Linked DNA regions of Homo sapiens: region 1 is linked to region 2. The links are chromatin loops, found by intact Hi-C in ENCODE. Cell type or tissue: mammary epithelial cell. All regions are shown on one strand.

Region 1 (8,000 bases), 56 kb after region 2:
CTCTTTAGATTGCAGAGCTGAGGAGAATAATCCAGAATCTTGAGCTAGCATCCGAGGAGAAATCTAAATTATTTATGGTTTCTTTAAAATGGAATAATCATTTCAAAAATACTATGTTCATTGAGTATCTGCTGTCTGTCCATCAAGTTCCAAATACTGCAAGGTTTGGAAAAGATTTCAGACAGAATCCTTTGTATGTCAGGATGCTTTCATTTCCAAGTAGCAGAAAATCCATTTCAGACTGCCTTAAACAACACAGGGAATTTATTGGGTCAGTGACTAAGAGTCTTGACATAGGGGAGGCTTCAGGCATGGTTTGTTTAGGCTCCAGCTCACTGTGCTGTTCTCTGACTCTTTCCCTCATTGTATATAGCTCCAGTCTCAAGCTGGTAATTAACACTTAAAAGCCTGTGCACAAATTATCGAATCAATGTACCATTGGAGCATAGAACTGTTGTGGAAATTGCACCCTTATGGTAGGAAAAGGCTGTTGGAATAGCAAGCCTCACCTCTGCATCTCAGATGTCCACATTGAAAGAGCTTCTCAACTTGCAAGCAAAATTCCTAGACTTCATTATGTTTGTACCAATTCTTTACCAACCAGTAGTAGCCAGGGGAGGAATGACATGTGTTAACTGGCTTAAGCCAGTCAATCCTTGAGCCAGTCACTGTGGTAAGGAGAGTGGGATTACAGTCATTGGTTAAGGCCAGTGAGCTCCCACTTCTAGAGCTTGGGGTGGGGGTCTGTTCCCCCACAATCACACAGCTGCTACATGGCACAGAGCAGGTAAGATGGAAGTTGGGGAAGACGCAAACAATGTCCATGGAATTGTTAGGCTAGTAGGCTGAGCCGAGTGCTAATGAGGCCACTGTTTTGCCTGGCTTATGTCGTTCTTTATTCCTGGCCTGATCTGGACATTCTCTTACCCTTCACAGTTCATCCTAAACAGCCAGGTCCACCACTTGCTTATGGTCAGATGATAACTATACCTCTGCATCCAAAAGGACCCTGTAAGAATCTTATATTCAGGGATACCTTGTCCTCACTCTGAAGGAGCACTTAAAGTCCAATAATACTATTTACTATTAATGGACTAAATATTATTAATAAGACATGTATATTAGACAGTAAAAAGAAGACTGCTGCAGTGTTTTTTTTCTGGTTAACCCTGGCATTTTAATTGCTTGGAACTTCAAACTTCAGAGCTCTTCTTAAAGGCAATATTTAATTTCCTCCCAAAAAAAGCATTTTGCAAGTAGAGGAATAGTCTGATCTCTTTGAAGTAGTGAGATCTCTTTTACTTGAGTGAGAATCTGATATGACGTGCTATTGCTGATGGCAATTTAAATGCTCTGTGTGAAGTTTCATCTCTCAAAATAAACTTTCCATTGTGTCTTAACCTGGGTTCTTCTTGAAAGCAGAGCCTGATGGGGGCTTGTGTACAGGTTGTTGTGAAACAGAGAATGAGGGAATGCAAGTGTCTGTCACCAAGCTCATTACTACTATGAGCGATTGGAGCTTGATCCCACCAGAACCTCTGATGAGCCAAGAGAATGACCTCAGAGTTGTCTACGTAAAGCTTGGTATTTTCCTGCCATAAGGATGCAGTCTTCACAACAGTCCTGTGCTCCTTTGGTACATTGATTCAATAATTCGTGCACAGGCTTTTAAGCGTTAATTACCAGCCTGAGACTGGAGCCGTGCAAAATGAAGGAAAGAGAGAACAGCAGAGTGAGCTGGAGTGTAAACTGGTCAAGGGGTTCTACCTGCTCTGTGCATGAAGAAGGCCTTAACACTCCTTTTCATGCTTCCACGTTTGGGGGGTAGGGGGTGCCACCCCAGGTGTCAGAGCAGTCCCAAACAGCAAAAGATACTGCTACTGGCTCGGGTGAGGCTTTCCCAGCAATGGCTGGAGTCAAAGGAGGTTGCATAGCGTGGGACGGGCACAAAGGGACCCCAGTACACACCGAAGAGAATGCAGCACATCTGCCAAAGTCATGTTGGAGCCTAGAAAAGACCAGAAATCATCTGCATATCTCTTTAGTCTTTCCTGTATATCCGAATGGCTTTTCTTAACACATGTCTTTAAAAAGGTAAAATTAATAAACACATTACCAGCTGAATTGCTGTAGAGCCCTGCAGGACTCTCATCAACAAAGAGGCAAGCACGCCAGTGGGAAGAAGCAGCGGGCTCCTCAGAAGAGAAGGCTGCTTGCGGGAGAGGCTGTCATCATTACATCTTCAATTGGCGGGTCTTCTCATCCCCAGCAGGGGCTCCTTGCTTGGAGGGTAATTTTTACTTTCACTGTTCAGTCAGTATGACAGCTTTGTCCCTAATGTAGTGGCAGTTTTGACTTTGGTTTAAATTATTCCATAAAGAATCAAAGAGAAAAAGCTGCTCTCTCCCTTTTCCCCCACCCCAAAAATTCCACTAAGAAAACTTTTCTCACTTAAATCTTGGCCTCCACATTAAATTTCTCATTCACATTTCAGGTGCATCAAATATGGCATCAACTTTCAAAATCTCATGTGATTATCACAGTGACTCAAAATAATTACTATCTGTCAGTGCGTTTGTTGGGAACACAGATATGTCTGGCACACGCCCTATTACCACCAGCAAGAGTTTGCCTCTCCAGTGGGGTCTTCTCTGGGCTCATTTCAAAACCTTAGAGTGTTGGGACAATCATCTGCATGATCTGAGAAACATGTGCCTCAGCTGACCCTGAAATCATTTTCTTTTTAAAGAAAAAGTCTTTAAAGCAATTATATTAGTAAGTGTAGATTTAGCTGGAATGTTCAAAAGGATTGCCTTAAACTGTGATTCCTCTGGCTCAATGGTTGTCAACTGGGGTGATTGTGTCCCCCAAGGGACACTTGGCAATTTCTGGAGACATTTTTGGCTGTCACGATTGGGCATGAGGGGTGGGAGAGGGTCCTACCAACATCTAGCAGGTGGAGGCCAGGGATGCTGCCAAACGTCCTGCAATGCCCAGGACAGCCCCCTCTCTGCTATATCAGAGCATTGTCTGGTCCAAAATATCAATCGTGCTGATGTTGAGAAGCCCAGCGCTAGCTGTTGTGGATTTATACAATTTGAAATAAGGCCAATTGTTTGGAAAATTCAGACTAAATTGAAAGAAAATATTTTTTCAGTTGAAAAAGATATAAGTAATATTAAGGAATATCTTAAGACAGAATTACCCAAAACCCTACCATCTTCATAAGACAAGTTTCTGCGTAGCATATAACCTTCAGCTTCTGCCCAAAAGAATATAAATGTTTATAAAATTGCAATTATGGGTCCGACCGCAGTGGCTCACGCCTATAATCCCAGCACTATGGGAGGCCAAGGCAGGAGGATCATTTGAGGTGAGGAGTTTGAGACCAGCCTGGTCAGCATGGCGAAACCCCATCTCTACTAAAACTACAAAAAATTAGCCGGACTTGGTGGCGCATGCCTGTAATCCCAGCTACTCGGGAGGCTGAGGCAGGAGAATCACTTGATTCTGGGAGGCAGAGGTTGCAGTGAGCCAAGATCATACCATTGCACTCCAGCCTGAGTGACAGAGCAAGACTCTGTCTCTAAATAAATTAATTAATTAATTAAAATTAAAATTAAAAAACGAAAACATTGCAATGATGATGCGATACCATTCTGTATTCTTGCTCCCACTTAAAAATATCACTTTCATAGTCTTTATGTCATTTTAATAGAAAAGATTCCATCGTTTCAATGTAGTAAAATTTAAACCATTTCCTTTTTCTTTCTTTTTTTTTTTTTTTTTAAGTAACTTGGGTAAAAGCAAGTACTCTAGTCTGAAGCCTGGCTTTGGAGACTTAGACATGGGGTACTCCTGAATAATTTTACAAGAAAAATGATTTTCCAAGAAATAACCACTTTCAGAACATTCTAAGAAATTGTTATGATGTCAACATTTTCATACAAGAAACATTTACTCCTTGTGAGAAACATTGACTATTTACATTTTTTTTTTTTTTGAGACAGAGTCTCGCACTATCGCCTGGGCTGGAGTGCAGTAGTGCGATCTCAGCTCACTGCAACCTCCAGCTCCTGGCTTCAACCAGTTCTTCTGCCTCAGCCTCCCCAGTAGCTGGGATTATAGGTGTGCGTCACCATGCCCGGCTAATTTTTGTATTTTTAGTAGAGACGGGGTTTCACCATGTTGCCCAGGCTGGTCTTGAACTCCTGACCTCCAGTGATCCACCTGCCGCGGCCTCCCAAAATGCTGGGATTACAGTGTGCACCACTGCGCCTGGCCTATAACCACTTTTTAATACAATGAATCAAAATATTTTTACTTTTACAAATTTGAAAACTGTTGGAATTCAACTGAATGGACTGAGTCCAGTTCTGCAAATTTGGAATGTATCCTGTGTCATCTGAGGTCTTCCTGTACTTTGAAGTCCATAGAGTATTGCCTGGAACCTCCATTCTACACCTGGGGGATTATGAAGCACTTCCCAAGATTCTTGCAAATTCCTAGCAGGCTTATGGCTCTGAGTTCTCATTTCTCTGAGAGAATTCAGTGGATGGATCATCCTGCCTTTCCCTTCTTGCTTTTCCTGCTCTCTGCTGCACGTTCAGACAGAGCTCATCTCCTGACTCAATCTTCAGCCCCTGACTCAACACTGACACCCCAAAGTCACCATCCCCCACAGTGTGTGTGTGCCTGGCACTCCCTTGGTGAAGATAGGGGAGAGGTTAGAACAGGTAATACAAACAGTTTGGAAGTACATAGGAAACGTAACAGTCAATTGAAGGACTTTTGATCATCGCATCATTGGGGAATTTCATGACTGTTCTTATATGGCATCTCCCTGTGCCTGTACCCTCTCTTGTCTTGGCTTGTCATCTCCTTCCTCCCAGATGGCCCTAAATTGTTCATACCAAGTAATACAGAGCAGTACTTCTTTTTTTTTTTTTTTTTTTCTTTTTTGAGGTGGGATCTGGCTCTGTCACCCAGGCTGGAGTGTGAACTCAGCTCACTGCAGCCTCCGTCTCCCAGGCTCAAGTGATTCTCCTGCCTCAGCCTCCCGAGTAGCTGGGATTACAGGCACATGCCACCACGCCTGTCTAATTTTTGCCTTTTTAATAGAGATGGGGTTTCACCATGTTGGCCAGGCTGGTCTCGAACTCCTGACCTCAAGTGATCCACCCACCTCAGCTTCCCAAAGTGCTGGGATTACAGGTGTGAGCCACCACACCCAGCCCAGTTCTGCTCTCTTGAGTCTCTACTCCCAAAATCAATTCCAGGTCTCCCTTTTGCATCTCAAAAACAAACACACCAAAAAAGCCTTTAATTTCATTGGGCCTACATTTCTAGAAGCAGTTGTTGTTAGTTAATTATCCTCTTTTACATCTGCATAAACTTTAATTCCTTTGAAAAGCCATTTCTGAGATAGTCTGTATATGTGTCTATACCTACGTCCCTGTGTCTGGTAAAAGGGGAGCTGCTTAACTGGATTGAAGTGGGTGGTCTTTGACTATGGGTTAGACCATGTGTACCCAGTGTTCTGCATTGGTTCACAATTTCCTGCTTCTTAACTCTAAATTGTTCAGCCTGACATTCAGGGGGTTCCCTCGCTCCACTGCCCCATGTTTTGAGCCTCATTTTCCACAGCTTGTCTCTCATGTGGTCTCCTCTGTACCTAGTCTATGTTTTGCAAAATGTGGTTGAGCATGGAAACTGTAATCGACTTACTTACGGGTCCCTGAATGATGGGTCTAAGGTGTTTCTCAGGCGTGCGTTTGTTTGTTTGTTTGTTTGTTTGTTTGTTTGTTTACGAGATTGAGTTTTGCTCTTTTCGCCCAGGCTGGAGTGCAGTGGCCCGATCTTGGCTCACTGCAACCTCTGCCTCCCGGGTTCAAGCAATTCTTCTGCCTCAGCCTCCCAAGTAGCTGGGATTACAGGCACCTGCCACCATGCCTGGCTAATTATTGTATTTTTAGTAGAGATTGGGTTTCACCACATTGGCCAGGCTAGTCTCGAACTCCTGACCTCAGGTGATCCACCCGCCTGGGCCTCCCAAAGTGCTGGGATTACAAGCATGAGCCACCACGCCCAGCCACAAGCGTTTTTAGACTCGGTAAAACAATGAGGTGATAGTTTCTTTCTTTAATTCCCTAGTACCTCCTGGGAGGTAATAGATTTTCTATAATATTATCAGCTGTTTCCTCAGATTCATTTGTTCCACAAATTCATTCATTCGACATTCATCCTCTGCTGTGGGGCAAGAAGTGGGGCCACAGCAGCAAAGAAGACAAAGGTCTTGCCCTCCTAAAGTTTCTTTCGAGTCAGGGTTGGGGGGTGGGAGGTGCTGAATTTTTTAGTGCTGAGGGTTTGTTGATGACACCAAAACAATGCATTCTAGTTTCAAAACTAGAGCAAACTCACGTTAGGGTTGAATGCTGTAACAGAAACAAGAGGGCTTTTTAACCTGATGACATTTCCTTCCTCTCCTCAGCCAGTCACTAATTCTACCCACGGTACATCTTCTCTGTCACAGTGATTTGAGTGTGGGTGCTATGAGACCTTCCTTCTTCAGAATAATTCTGTCTGCAATGAAAAACAGTATTTGTTAGCTTTTAAAATGATAGCTCTGAACTTGAATTTCCTCTGCACTCTCCGTGAGATGACCAGACCTGCTTGTATATATGCGATGACGACGAAAAGTCAGAAGACATTAAGTATTTCAGCATGTCTCATTTGAAATATGAATTTAAAATGATGATGCCCTGCCATTCATTATGTGAATAAAATGCCACCCCACACGTTATGAATAAACTTTCCAGTTTTAACAGTGCTTGGTTTTACTATACTCATTTTATGATGGAAAGCTCTAGCAAAGGCAGCAAGAAAAATTAGGAGTTAATACAATAACAGGCGGGGTACAATGGCTCATGCCTATAATCCCAGCACTTTGGGAGGCCGAGGCAGGGGGATGGCTTGAGCTCAGGAGTTCGAGACCAGCCTCGCCAACATAGTGAAACCCCATCTTTACCAAAAAAATACAAAAATTAGCCAGGCGTGGTACTGGGTGCCTGTAGTCTTAGCTACTCAGGAGGCTGAGGTGGGAAGATTGCTTGAGCCGGAGAGGCGGAGGTCGCAGTGAGCCAAGATCACACTGCTGCACTCCAGCCTGGGTGACAGAGTGAGACTCCATCTCAAAAAACAAAAAGTTAATACAATAACAATGAGGTCGTTTACTGAGAAAGTCAGGCAAAGGGATTTGCTTCTCTACAAGCATTCAGCATCTCAATAAGTGAATAAGCACACTCGCACACACACAAAATATTATCAGAAGCAGTTTATTCTAAACATTATTTTTCTAGGTTATTCACTTAACTCACCCTCTGAGATTTATAGTTCAACCATACCAGTTCAGAGTGGAAAGAAAAAAGGCCGTTTATCTAATCCAATTCCTTGGGAAAAAATACTTAGGCAATATTAAGAATCCTCAATTATCTAATTTAATAAAAGGGATGATTTATATTCTGTAGTTAGTAACGTGATACTGATTATTTCTAATCCCTTAGAAGAGATCTGACACTATGCTTTTGGTCCTGTGTAGCATGAAATCATCATGTATATTTTACCAAAAGAAGTAACAAGAATAATGGCCTCTGCAGTCTGCAATCATTTTATATGAACACACTGCAACATGGTTTTGCCCTGGGGCAGAGAAGTAGGGATTTTTCTCTACTTCAAAAGAATGAAAAATTATCATCACTCTATCCAGAACCATTATAGACTTCAGAGACTTTGGCATGAAATATTCAGAAAGTTTATTTTAGAATTCAATATTTTAAAAGCCTGCTTTAAAACTATTACAGTGATTAGTGGCTCTCTTGCTTGGGCCAGTCTTTGCTTTAAAAAGTCCTATGTCATGGTTGATACGAATTTGATGTTTGAACAAAATATAATTGGCATCAACTGCAGAAGCTACTTGTAAGGCATTGTTTTAGAATGCCCCC
Region 2 (8,000 bases):
GTTGAAACAGGATGTGCTTTCTATTTTCTTTCCATCTTTATATAATTAAAAGTGAACTTTGGCAGAGCTGCAATATAATTCAATTCAATTTAGCAAACATTTGTGGAGACCCTTCTGCTGGTCCCGCAATACCATGGTTTCTATAAGAGCTGGCTTTTAGTTGCAGCAAGTGCAAGAGAGTGTGATCCAGATGTGACTGCTAAGGAAACTAAAATTCACTGTGGAAGGAGATTAGGTAAGGAAAGATTCATCCAAGAAGGAATTTCATGTTTAATTTTGGACAAAGAATTAAATTTGGTTTGTGTCTCTGTCAATTTTTTGTTGCTATAACTGAATACCTGAGACTTGGCAATGTATAAAGAAAAGAAATTTATTTCTCACAGTTCTAGAGGCTGGGAAGTCCAAGAACATGGTACCAGCATCTGGAGAGGACCATCTTGCTGCATCATAACATGGCAGAAGGCATCACATGGAGAGATGACAAGAGCATGTATGTCAGCTCAGGTCTCTCTTCCTCTTTTTATAAAGCCAATAGTCCTCTCATGAGGGCCCCATCCTGATGGTCTTATGTAATCCCAATTACCTCCAAAAGACCACATTCCTAATCAGTTTATAAATTTGGGGATTAAGTTTCCAACACATGAAATTTGGGGGACACATTTAAACCATAGCAACTTGCAAAGGGGAATGACATTGCAGGTAAGGGCCACTGGGATTGGGTTCAGCAGGGCATGTACTAATTCTTGGGCAAGGAAGGGACATGATGAGAAAGGTCTTCATCTGTTTGCAGGCTGCAGCAGATACCAGAGAACTAAGTAACTGACCGAGGCTTAAGTGATGAGGTCTTGTTTCTAGGGTAAAGGAGGTAGACATGTGAAGGCTAAGTCAAATCTTAGAAAGGGAAGGTCAAATCTTAACACAGAATCAGGTAGCCTCAGTAGCTTATTGGATATTGGGAAGCAATGTGAAGAGAATTGTCAAGGTTAGTTCCAAGGATGGAGAGCCTAGGTGAGTAGGGAATCATGGTGTCATATTAGTATAAATGGATGGTGAGAAAGAGAAGTGTAATAGGCAGAGGCTTTAGAGGATGTCAGTGGATAGGAGGAAAGCCAGAAAAGGAATGTCAGAGGAGAACCGGGAACTTACAGTTTCATGGAAGCAAAGAGAAGACAGTGTTTCAAGATGACAAGAAGAACAGAAAAGTCAAGAAATAAGAGGTCTGAGTTTGGTTTTGTTTAGGAGAAGGACAAAATGTTGACCTTTGAGTAACTTCAGAAAAGTAGTGGAAGTGGGTACCAGATGGCAAAGGCCCTGAAAATGGAGAAGAATTTGTGTTACTGGGGAGACTGTAAAACAAGATCCTTCAGTCACTTCAAGTAATAAACCCCTTGGAAGGAAATTTACTCCTTAACTGACTAGCATTATGTTACAAAATGCCAGTATATTATTAATACCTGGAGATTTAAAATGTACCTGTTTTCACACTGTAACCCAGAAACATTATTTTTACAAACCATTTGGAAATAATAGTTTGATATTCTTTGATTCCACTCTTTCAGAATTTCACTTATCCCTCTCCAAGATTTATTTCTGGGTCATTGATTCAGATTCCAAAACTAATGTTTTCTATAAGCTTATTTTATGCCTAGTAGAGTTTAAATTCAAACATTTTCTAACAGTAGCAACTGAAATATCTTCAAAGACATTTTTCACATCTACCTTACTTTTTCTTGGTTGATTATATCTTTTTGAAAACACCCCAGATTGACAGCATGTGAGGTAGTATGCCTATAGTAACAACACAAGCTTTTTAGAATGGTTGAGAAATGTACTTTGGCCTTGTTCTGGTTCCTGAAGACATTTGTTTGTTTGTTTGTTTGTTTGTTTTGAGATGGAGTTTTCACTCTTGTCGCCCAGGCTGGAGTGCAATGGTGCGATCTCGGCTCACTGCAACCTCCGCCTCCTGGGTTCAAGCGATTCTCCTGCCTCAGTCTCCCGAGTAACAGGGATGATGGGTGCCCGCCACCACACCCAGCTAGTTTTTGTGTTTTTAGTAGAGACAGAGTTTTACCATGTTGGCCAGGCTGGTCTCAAACTCCTGATCTCAGGTGATCCACCTGCCTCGGCCTCCCAAAATGCTGGGATTACAGGCATGAGCCACTGCACCTGGCCCTGAAGATATCTTTTAGTCCTAAAAGGAGCCAATAAAGGAAAAAGCACGTTAGAACCAGAGTCATAGGACCTAGGTTCTGTTCCCTCCTTTGGGGCTTGACTGTGAGGAGATCAACATCTAGAGTTCCTCAGCAATGAAGTGAGAAGACGGTATCAGAGGGCCAATTTGGTCTCATTCAAATAAAAAAGCTCAGAATGCATGGCTATACTATATATTCTGTCTTCCACTAATCAAGCCTACTGCATGGTATGACTCCACATTTGCAGACGTGATCAGAGTGTTCCTCATGCCCCCTCCTCTGCCTGTTTCCTCTGTCTATGATGGAACAGCCTTACTTCTCCCTTCATGTGCCCAACTCTCTTACCCTCCTAACCTCAGGCTACCTGTTTTTTTGGCATACAGTGGCATCCCTGGCACCTAGCACCTCTGGTACAGCTCAGGTGCTCCATAAATATTTGATGACAGAGTAAATGGACTGTGTTGTATTATTGTCCACCCTGGTGGTTCTCCACACTGACTAAACATCAGAAACAGAGATCTCCAGGTCCTACTCCCCTGCCTTTGGCATTTGAGTTTGTAGGAACAGGCCTATACATTCCTACTGTAAAATTCCGCCACAGGTCATGCTCATGTGAGAAACACAAGTCTCTCCTCCGTGAGTTCCTTGAGGAGGCAGACTATGGTTTCTGCCATTTCATTCCCATTCTGATTCTGGCAGAAATTAGATATACAAGAAATATTTGTGAATAAGAGAATTTAACTCTAGAGAAAAGTAATAAATAATAAATGAGAGGAAAATGCCCTTTCTTCTGTTTGCAGATCTAAAACCTTGGACCTTTAAAGACTAATTCACATTACCCATACCAAGTTATAGTTTTAAATAAGTGAAATTATGTAAGTGCCCAAACCACCAGATCTGATAAAATTCAGAGCTCATTGTTATCTAATAATTTTGGCTAGGACTACTCTGCTTTATTTGCCTGATTTTTACAATTTCGTGATAAGATATTTGCTTTCATTATTACTGCCTTACCATAGGCCTTATTTTAAATTGTTTCTTAATAAGTGACAATCCACCACTCTTTTGAGTCATATAATTCTAGTATTTTAAACTACAGTTTCTTTCTTTGGGGTGAGGGATGTGACGTGCTGAATAAAGGAGAACTAGTGTGAACTTCGGTGTTGCCACACCACCCACTCTTATGTATATCGTATTTCTATGCTCCAGAGAAAGCAATTAAGATAATTGTTTTTTAACTAAGAAAACTATGCCATCCTGAATACAAAAACCTCATCATTGGCCAGGCACAGTGGCTCAAGTGGGAGGCCAAAGCAGGCAGATCGCTTGAGCCCAGAAGTTGGAGACCAGCCTGGGCAACATAGGGAGACCCTGCCTCTACAAAAAAAAAAAAAAAAAAAAAAAATTAGCTGGGTGTGGTGATGCACACCTGTGGTCCCAGCTGCCTGGGAGGCTGAGGTGGGAGGATTACCTGAGCCCAGGAGGTTGAGACTGCAGTGAGCCATGATCACGCCACTGCACTCAACTCTGGGCGACAGAGTGAGACCTTGTCTAAAAACAAAACAAACCCTTCATCATTTATAGCCTATTAGCCTGTTGACCTGCATTTTAGTTATCTGTGGCTGAGTAACAAATTTCCCTGACACTCAGCTGATTAAAACAATAAACATTTAGTATCTCTCCAGTATCTGTGGGTCAGGAATCTGGGAGTGGCTTTGCTGGGTCGTCCTAGTTCATGTCCTCTCACGAAGTTACAGTCAAGGTATTGGTCATCTGAAGGCTTCCGAGGTGGCTCACTCAGATGCCTGCAAGTTAGTGCCTGTCTGCAGGAGGCCTCAGTTTCTTACCACATGGCCCTGTCATCAGGGCAGCTTGAGTGTCTTCACCACATGGCAAGAGAGCCAGGAGAGGGAGAGCCTAGAGGTAGCCCCATTGCCCACGTTTAGGGGAAAGGCTGTCAGGCTCTACTCTTGAAGGGAGGAACATCAAAGCATTTGTGGACATAGTTTAAAACTGCCACAGCCTGTACCATTAGATTCTGTTTGCTACCTTAGATGCTTTGTCCAGGGTCTGAAAGCATCTGTGATCCAAGTTATTTATGTAGTTTCTTCTCCATGAGTAGAAGCTGGATATCAGAATTTCTGGTTTCTACTTTATTATTTCTAGGGCCTACTTTCTTTTTATTCTCTTGTATAAGATAATGAGATACAGTAGTAAAAAAATCATGAAGTATTAGAATAAAAAGATATCATTTTCTCTGCACACCAGACTACAAACTTTTCCTGTCTAGACCATAATTCAGAACTTATTGTTTCTGAGAAGCCTTCTTATTGAAGGTGGAAAGAAATTTAAGAAAGCTGCCCAGTTTCTAGATGAACTGGTGAGGGCCAATTCCACAGCATTCACCTAGGATTAGAGGAGCAAGTGCCAGATATGACAGAGCTTCAGAGAAGGCATCTTACAGTTACTCAGGAGCTTCTCCAAAAATGGAACCAATGACCATCCAGCATTTTATTGGTGATTTTTTTATAGGAACTTTCAGAAAAAAAAGAAAGACCAGGTCAGTAACAGCTATAGGGTGTTAAAAAAAATCAACCCAAAGGCATTTATAAAGTGAGCCAGGCATCGGGAACCGTGTTTTTACATAATTACCTCATTTCAAGTAAGTTTTCTTTCAATTCTTCATCCTCCAACCAGTCTTTCCGTCTTCGTGCGTCATGATTATAGCACTTTTTGGTCTGTATCTGTTTGCCACTTGACTGGGAGTGCCCAAAGGGCAGAGCTGTGAAATGCGTCTTTGAATCCAGATGAGCAAGGCAATGCCTGGCCCTTAGTTGATTTTTATTATTTGTGGTTGAGTTTAACAAGCCTATAAGTAAATACCATTATCTTCTTTTTCTCTGTAAGAAAGATAACACTCAGAGGATTGGAAAACTTGAGTGCAGCCCATAGTTAGTAAGTGGCAGAGTTTGAGCTTCAAAGCCAGGTCTATATTTTCTGCTTCAGTTCACATGCACCCAGGAGAACTCTAGGAGGGAACTGTGTTGGGAGCCCCAAGTAGTATCCTTGTAGTTCTCAGCTAGGAGAAATTACTTAGGAGGCATTTCTGTCTTTGCCCAGAATGAATCACTGTAGTTTAAGAGACTGCCAAAAGGAAACAGTCTGTTGATTGGATAAAAGGGTCTTGAAAATAAGCTGGCTTTTGCAAACCATATATCTGATAAAGGTTAATATCTAAAATTGATAAAGGACTCATACAACTCAATAGTAGAAAAACAGATAGCCCAATTTAAAAATGGGCAAAGGTCCTAAATAGACATTTCTCCAAAGAAGACATAAAAATGACCAACAGGTACATGAAAAGGTGCCCAGTATTATTAATCATCAGGGAAATGCAAATCAAAATCACTGTGAGATGCTACTTCATAGCTGTTAGGATGGCTATTATCAAAAAGTTAAAAGATAACCAATATTGGCAAAGGTGTAGAGGAGGGAACTCTTATATACCGTTGGGAATGTACATTGGTACAGCCATTATGGAAATCAGTATGGAGATTTCTAAAGAAATTCAAAATACGGCATGGTGACTCATGCCTGTAATCCCAGCACTATGGGAGGCCAAGGTGGGCGGATTGCTTGAGCTCAGGAGTTCGAGACCAGCCTGAGCAACATGGTGAAACTCTGTCTCTACAAAAAAATACAAAAATTAGGCAGGTGTGGTGGCACGCGCCTGTAGTCCCAGTTATTTGGGGGACTAAGCCAGGATAATCACCCAAACCTGGGAGGCAGAGGGTACAGTGAGCCAAGATTGCACCACTGCACTCCAGCATTGATGACAAAGCAAGATCTTGTCTCAAAAAAAAAAAAAAGAGAGAGAGAGAGAAATTAAAAATAGAACTACCATATGACTCAGGAATTCCTTTTCTGGGAATATACCCAAAGGAAATAAAATTCACCACTTTGTAAAGATATCTGCCGATAATTGCAGCATTATTCACAATAGCCAAGATATAGAAACAACCTAAGAGTTCATTGCTGGACAAATGGATAAAGAAACTGTGGTGTATATATACGATGGAGTATTATTCAGCCTTAAAAGTGATCCTGACAGTTGTCACCACATGGATGAACCTGGTGGGCTTTATACCAGGTGACATAAACCACATACAGAAAGCCAAATATTGCATGATTTCACTTATATGTGGAATCTAAAAAACAAAAACCCAGTCAAATATACAGAGAGAATAAAACAGTGGTTACCAGGGCTGTGGGGGCATGCCAGGAAATGGGGAGATACAGGTCAGAGGATACAAAGTAGCAGATGTGTAGGAAGAACAAGCCTAGAGGCCTAAGGTACAACATGAGCACTACAGGTAATAAAATTGTGCTGCATTTGGGATTCATGTGAAATGAGTAGATTTTAGCTATTTTTGCCACAAAAACAAAAAAATGGGTAACTGTGCAATAGTTAGTTGGGATATGTTAATTTGCTTTGCTATAGTAACCATTTTCCTATCGGTATGTATCCCATATCATCATGTTGTATATGTTAAATATACACAATACAATGTATTCATTTATTGTTTGAGATGGAGTGTCACTCTGTTGCCCAGGCTGGAGTACAGAGGCACGATCATGGCTCACTGCAGCCTCAACTTCCCAGACTCAAGCAATCCTCCCACCTCAGCCTCCCGAGTAGGTGGGACTACAGGTGCACACCACCCTGCCCAGCTAATTTTTGTATTTTTTGTAGAGATGGGGTTTCGCCACGTTGCCCAGGCTGGTCTTGAAGTTCTGGGCTCAAGTGATTCTCCTGCCTCTGCCTCCCAAAGTGCTGGGATTACAGGCATGCCACCACACCTGGCCTAACATTTATTAAAAAAAAAAAAAAGAAGCTGTCCTATTCAGGCTACAAAAGAACTTTTGGTATTACCTGATGTTCTTCATTCTGTAAGTGGGACACTGAAATTTCCTCATGCCTAAAATGCTAAGTAAGGGAAAGTCCTCTTTTTTCTTTCCCATTTTTCCAGGGATTCTGACCTGGGTGATGCAAGAATTGAACATCGTATTTAGATAGGAAGTTGGAGCTCAGTAAATGAGGAGATTGTGTATCAAACCCCCGACCAAGCTACTGAGACTTCCTGATCACTCTTAAGAGGCCCCAATGCAAGAGTCTAGGCCCTAAGCTAAAGTAGTGGTGGAAGAGCAGGTGCATTCAAATATTTCATGTCTAAATCTACAGGATCGTGGTGACAGGATGCACGGTGGATGGACATGGAGAAGTTGAGGAGACCTGGGAGCCTGAGTGAATGGTAGCTCCATTCAGTATGGCAGGGGACAGGGGAGGAGGAGCAGGTGTGGGGTTCACTATGGGGGCAATTTGGGCTGTGTATTCAAGTATTTAAGGCGTCTTTTGGACAATTAGGGAAGATATTTTATCAAGAAATGTGCATTGAGGTTAGATGGCTCCGTGAAAGAGCAACTGTCTGGGGACATCTGGGAGACAGCTGGATCGTAGGCATGTATCTGATGATGTCCAGTTCATGGATTGCCGGTACTGAAGAGAGCCAACTGCTGCAGAGGACTTTCTTGGCTGTGTGCGGCTTTGTTGGGAATCTCTGCTGCTGTCTTTATAGCTTAGTATCCTGAATGAGGAGGGGAGCAATGGGCAGCCTCTTGCTAGTGGATGTGGAGAGGAGCTACCACATTGCCCTGTATGTAGGATGCGGGCACCTCTCTCTGCCCAGCTCTCCTATGGGTCATTACATGGAGCTTGCTTTTACTCATTAGGATTTGGCAATCTTAAAT

Evidence for each region. A loop is a pair of places that touch in the nucleus more often than their neighbours do. Peaks named below come from ENCODE experiments on the same cell type or tissue, not always from the same donor. Only the 100,000 strongest peaks of a DNase experiment are listed, where the experiment ranks them.
Region 1: it touches region 2 in a loop (4-fold over the local background); 4 of 110 quality-filtered maps call a loop at or near these places.

What each region holds. Positions count from the first base shown.
Region 1 is chr14:89,797,997-89,805,996 of GRCh38, reverse strand. All of the region lies in intron 5 of EFCAB11 (EF-hand calcium binding domain 11), which reads left to right. Among named protein-coding and RNA genes, the nearest start is that of EFCAB11, 150 kb to the left of the region's middle. In mammary epithelial cell, no CTCF peak of the experiment used is centred here; a DNase peak (open chromatin) is centred at 4,686; H3K27ac peaks cover 1,576 bases.
Region 2 is chr14:89,854,254-89,862,253 of GRCh38, reverse strand. The region is part of intron 5 of EFCAB11 (EF-hand calcium binding domain 11); the gene reads left to right. Among named protein-coding and RNA genes, the nearest start is that of EFCAB11, 96 kb to the left of the region's middle. In mammary epithelial cell, no CTCF peak of the experiment used is centred here; DNase peaks (open chromatin) are centred at 3,973 and 6,083; H3K27ac peaks cover 1,164 bases.